Linked DNA regions of Homo sapiens: region 2 is linked to region 1. The links are chromatin loops, found by intact Hi-C in ENCODE. Cell type or tissue: natural killer cell. All regions are shown on one strand. Each heading gives the region's core, and the rest is flanking DNA. Links, peaks and the distances in the headings are about the cores only. Region 1 overlaps AATF (apoptosis antagonizing transcription factor). Region 2 overlaps ACACA (acetyl-CoA carboxylase alpha).

What was found. Peaks named below come from ENCODE experiments on the same cell type or tissue, not always from the same donor. Only the 100,000 strongest peaks of a DNase experiment are listed, where the experiment ranks them.
Region 2: a loop joins it to region 1, with 2.2 times the contacts of the local background. A loop is called at or near these places in 3 of 110 quality-filtered maps.

The regions. Positions count from the first base shown.
Region 1 is chr17:37,046,799-37,049,605 of GRCh38, reverse strand. All of the region lies in intron 11 of AATF (apoptosis antagonizing transcription factor), which reads right to left. The region is part of intron 1 of LOC105371753 (a long non-coding RNA gene); the gene reads left to right. Among named protein-coding and RNA genes, the nearest start is that of MIR2909, 14 kb to the right of the region's middle. RefSeq lists an enhancer at 1,008-1,508. In natural killer cell, for the core only: CTCF peaks have their summits at 1,554 and 1,755 (motif pointing right); a DNase peak (open chromatin) is centred at 1,775.
Region 2 is chr17:37,238,777-37,241,583 of GRCh38, reverse strand. ACACA (acetyl-CoA carboxylase alpha) reads left to right here. Exons shown (of 56, transcript NM_198834.3): 24 at 1,020-1,108. Among named protein-coding and RNA genes, the nearest start is that of SNORA90, 4.6 kb to the left of the region's middle. In natural killer cell, for the core only: CTCF peaks have their summits at 1,450 and 1,651 (motif pointing right); a DNase peak (open chromatin) is centred at 1,683.

The sequences.
Region 1 (2,807 bases), core at 302-2,801:
TGAGACGGAGTCTCGCTCTGTCACCCAGGCTGGAGTGCAGTGGCGCCATCTCGGCTTGCTGCAAGCTCCGCCTCCCAGGTTCACGCCATTCTCCTGCCTCAGCTTCCCGAGTACCTGGGACTACAGGTGCCCGCCACCACGCCTGGCTAACTTTTTTTTGTATTTTTAGTACACACAGGGTTTCACTGTGTTAGCCAGGATGGTCTCGATCTCCTGACCTCGTGATCTGCCCGCCTCGGCCTCCCAAAGTGCTGGGATTACAGGCGTGAGCCACCGCGCCCGGCTTGGACAGCAGCTTTCTTTTCTTATATACTTAGAGAAACCAGCTTAATAGAAATCTTGAATAGTTAAATAGAACAAGGCGAATGCTTTTATATGGCATAGAGCATGGTATCACAAATGCAGAGGGGCTGGAAGGTGCTGTCAGAGTTGGTTCTGACTGGCTCAGGTCCTTACTGGGTCTAGGACCTTAGGTAAATTACTTAGCCCCCTGAATCTTAGCTTCCTCATCAGTAAGATGGTGACAATATCTTCCTTAAACATACTGTTTTTACAGCACTAAGCAAAGTCCGCATTGCATAAATGGCATCGTCATCTATGATCATGAGAAATGGAATGAGACAGAGCAACATGCTGAGGACCTGTGTGCATGCATTACAGTTGCTCCCAACCAACACGAGGGACTAAATGGCACCCTCCTTTCATCATTCCTTTGCTTTCCCCGACCCAAATTCATCCTACTCGGTATCAGTGACTTTACAAATGAGAGAAAGATATTTGAGAAGTGTCTCTATGACCTAAAAGGAGAAACATACTGATCCAAATGGCAGGCAATCGCCCTGTGCTCTTTGGGGCTGTGTGGTAGGGGCAGCCCTATGTATGTCACGGGAATGGGCTCAGACACAGGTGACATGCATTAGAACTTAGCTCCTCAAGGCTGGGCGCAGTGGCTCACACCTGTAATCCCAGAACTTTGGGAGGCCAAGGTGGGCGGATCACCTGAGGTTAGGGGTTTGAGACCAGCATGGCCAACATGGAGAAACCTCGTCTCTACTAAAAATACAAAAAATAGCTGGGCGTGGTGGTGTGTGCCTGTAATCCCAGGTACTTGGGAGGCTGAGCCGGGAAAATCACTTGAACCTGGGAGGCGGAGGTTGCAGTGAGCCGAGATTGTGCCATTGCACTCCAGCCTGGGCAAAAGAGTGAGACTCCATCTAAAAAAAAAAAAAAAAAAAAAAAAAAGAAAAGAAAAACTTAGCTCCCCAAGAAGGCTGGATTGCTGGGAAAGTAATCCAAGTAAAAAGACACAGTGCTGATAAGGAGTTAGTATTTAGTCAGAATGACACAAAAATCACTATAGTAGAAAACTTAGGATTTCTGAATACGGCCAAAAAGTCGGTACTTACTCTCCCTCACTCTCCTCTTAACATCCCCCAACAACCCAAGGAGGATCACAGGCTTCTCTCCTGAAATCTCATCATAATTCCATACCAAAAAACAAACCAAAACTGAACAACAACAAAAACCCCCATAAAAAAACCACAAAGCAGAAGAAAGGAGGTAAAGGGGAAAGAAAGCAGTCTTCTTTCAGCTAAGACTTATTTCTTAACAGGATCAACTTAGCAAAATAAGAATGACTCAGAGACACCCCTTATCTATCACTAATTACCTAAATCTAGATACAAGGCAAATCATGTCCAATCCGACACTAGCTGAAACTCTTCACAAGGTTCCAAAACAACAAAACCGCAGCCGCCCGAATCTGCCACAAGGTGGCAGTACACGACTCGTTTCCAAGTGGACCCAGCCACCAGTCAGCGGAGCCCATAAATTACCCCGTGTGTCTGCTCTCATCACCATCCTCCCCAGTGCTTGAAGGAGACTCTAGAAGGTCTGTTCCAATTCGTTCTTTTGGTCAGGTCAGAACTAGGTCCTTCAAACCTCTGGAAAAGCTTTTAGCCCTACAGCTCTAAATTACACATGGTGACACACGGCCTCTGGCCTGTCCCCTAAAGATCAGACAGACTCAAGATTTATAAATGTTCCAAGAAGCAGGTTCAGGCCCCAAACAAAGGAACTGAGAGGCTGGGGAACAGGGAGGAGAGGGGAGAGGGATGGGGGCGAGAAGGGGACTGCACGTGGACAGGTTTTCTTCTCACTTGTGCTTCCTCCTTACTCAAGCCAGTCACAAATCCCCTGCACTTTAACAAAGGAAGAAAAATACTCAAAACTTCCACCATCCCTACTACTAGCTTCAAATCTTCCACATGATTTTAAAGAAAAATAATTTACCTTAGCGGACTTGCAAAAAAGCAGAGGGGTGGGGGAGGAGCCACTCTTCAGACAAAAGGGGCGCCGCTCCTTCCACGCATTAATATTCCATATTCCCGGGATGATGTCCACTTTCACAGTTTGACTGTTTTATAACAGATTTGATGTGAGAGAAGACAAATGGCCTCACAAAGGAAAGACGACAAATCATCACACTGCTTTTAGCAGGGTTTCTCTTTATTTTTATTTATTTTTATTCCGGACCTGGGATGCAGAGCTCTCTGCCTTGCTGGAGATGTTTAATATTAACGTCAAGCCACCACGGTCCCCGCAATAGAGTTGGCCAGTGTTGTGTTTACGGTTTTGTGACTGCTGGCTTCAGGAAGATGAAGCTCCTTGTTCAAACAGCAGCCCCTCTAACAGCTCCTGTTAAAAGCTAGGGGATGCTTCACTGCTTAGACGTGAATCACTTCCCCCAGCCGCACAGAAGGTGAGACTGACATTCCAGTTACATTTGTATCCGTATCAGGATGCTG
Region 2 (2,807 bases), core at 125-2,624, 190 kb before region 1:
ATAGCTGTGCACCACCACATCCAGCTAATTTTTGTATTTTTAGAAGAGCTGGGGTTTTGCCATGTTGCCCAGGCTCATCTCAAACTCTTGGGCTCAAATGACCCACCCGCCTCGGCCTCCCAAACTGTTGGGATTACAGGCATGAGCCACTGCGTCCAGCCTGTCAATTAATAAGGCACAGAAATTTTGTTGTTTTCTTTTTCCTTGCCATTTTGATGAAGCTCCTAATTTTTCTTCTGTCACAGGGCCCAGTATGACATTTTTTCTTCTTAGCTTATGGAGCCTATTATATTAGGTTGGTGCAAAAGTAATTGTGGTTGTTGCTATTAATACTAAAGGGATATTCACAGAGCATATTTATTTATTTATTTATTTATTTATTTTTTTTGGAGACAGGGTCTCACACTGTCATCCAGGTTGTAGTACAGTAGCACAATCTCAGCTCACTGCAACCTCTGCCTCCCAGGCTCAAGCAATCCTCCCACCTCAGCCTCTTGAGTAGCTGGGACTACAGTCACATGCTACCATGCTTGGCTAATTTTTTTGTATTTTTTGTAGATAAGAGGTTTTGCCATATTGCCTAGGCTGGTCTGGAGCTCCTAGACTCAAGTGATCCTCCTGCCTTGGCCTCCCAAAGTTCTGGGATTGCAGATGTGAGCTAAGGCAACCGGCCTCACAGAACACTTTTAACTTTAAGATACTTATAAATTTTTCAGATATCTCAGCCATTTCAAGAGTATGGTAATAATTTCTACTTAGCAGTAGGAACTGAATCAAGGTGTTGGTAGGTGGGGCTATGCAGGATTTTGTTGTCTTCTTTATTAAAAAAGGTCTTGTCTATAGTGAGATTTCTTTTAGGCTTAGAATTTAAGTTAATTTTGTAGTTCATTTTAGGCTGTTCTTTATTCAGAGGGAAAGCAGTTCAGTGGAATGTCGTGGAGGTAAATTTGGCCTTTGGGTTTATTGCTTAATAGTGTTGGATTGTCAGGTTTTTCAGTGGAGACTTTCTATTTGCCTAGGTACCGAAGTGGCATCCGAGGCCACATGAAGGCTGTGGTGATGGATCTGCTCCGGCAGTACCTGCGAGTAGAGACACAATTCCAGAATGGTAAGCCTCTTCCTGAGGACTCTCTAGCTAAGAAAGCCTTGATTCTGATAACCAACCCAAACTATCCCTATAGGACTGTGTAAGAGCTAAGCCCCCTCCTGTCAACAACACTTCCCATTAATAAACAGTCTCCTATCACTACTCCCTTAAAAACTAAACCTCTATATCCACTAGCTCTAAAGAAAGAACAACGAAACACAGCTTGATGAAATTAGGAATCCAGTGTGCTTCTGAGAAAGGGCTGAAGTAATTTTTCTAATAGAGATTACCATTCCTGTTGATATCTTTTTGACCTTGTGTAGTGTAAGTTGGTTGAGTCATCACAGGCTGAAATTGAGAAACCCATATCTGAAGAGCTTGATTCTTGGCAGCTAATCCATGAATTGAACCAGAGGCATCTAGGAAGAGCAAGTTCAGGTTTTCCAATACTTTTTAGTATATCATTTAGGTAGACTTTATCCCTGGCTTTCTCTGAAGAGCTTCACTAAATGATAAATTGTCTCTTAAGTGTGAAATAACCTTGGCTAAAATTTTAAAGCTGTTTACTGCTGACATTGCTTCCTGCCACAAGATGGCAGTGAAACATCACAGAATTTGAAACATTATCTGAAATTTGAAACATTTTCCTTTATCTGCTCCTTTTCACTTCCTTTAAAAGCAGCCTATGCCACTCATGACCAGCAAAAATCCTCATGTAGATATCAGCAAACCGCATCCAATAACATACAAAATAATACATAACAACCAAGTTGGCTTTATCCCACGCATTCAAGGTTGATCAGTTTGGAGAAAGTCAATTAATATAATTTATCATGAAATAGATGAAAGGAGGAAAAACATGCTCATTATCTCAAGATAACAGGGTGTGGAGAGGGAGCATTTGACAGAATTTAACATCCATTCATGACAAACTCTTGGAAACTAGGAGTGAAATGGAACTTTTAAAATCTTGTAAAAGGGACCCACAAAAAAATCTGCAGGATACATCATGCATTATGGTAAAACGTTGAAAACATTATCTTTAAGATTAGGAATAAGACAAGGATGCCTGCTGTCACTACTTCTATTCAGCTTTATAGTGGATGTCCTAGCCAGTGCAGTAAGACAAGGAAAAGAATTAAAGGGTATAAGAGCTAGAAAGTAATAAAGCAATATATCTGCCATTATTAAATATGATAGGGTGTCTCTTTAGAAAGCCTCAAAGGATTCACAGATTGATTATTAAATTATTTAAAATCTAACATGATTGCTAAATACAAAAGTCAACATACAAAATTCAACAGTATTTGTTTACAGTAGAGCAATTGTTTAGAAAAGCAGTTCAGGAAAAAAAAAATTAAAATAGCAGGCTAGATGTAGTGGCTCATGCTTGTCATCTTAGCACTTTGGGAGGCCAGGACAGGAGGATTGCTTGAGGCCAGGAGTTTGAGACCAGCCTTGGCAATATAGTGAGACCCCATCTCTACAAAAAATTAAAAACAATTAGCCAGGCATGATGGCACATGCCTATAGTCCTACCTACTCAAGAGGCTGAAACAAGAGGATTGCCTGAGCCCAGGGATTCAAGGGTGCAGTGAGCTATGATTGTACCACTGCACTCAGCCCAGGCAACAGAGCAAGACCCTGTCTCTAAATAATTAATTAATTAGTTGATAAAATAGCAACCCAAAACATGAAATACTAAGGAGTAAATCTAACA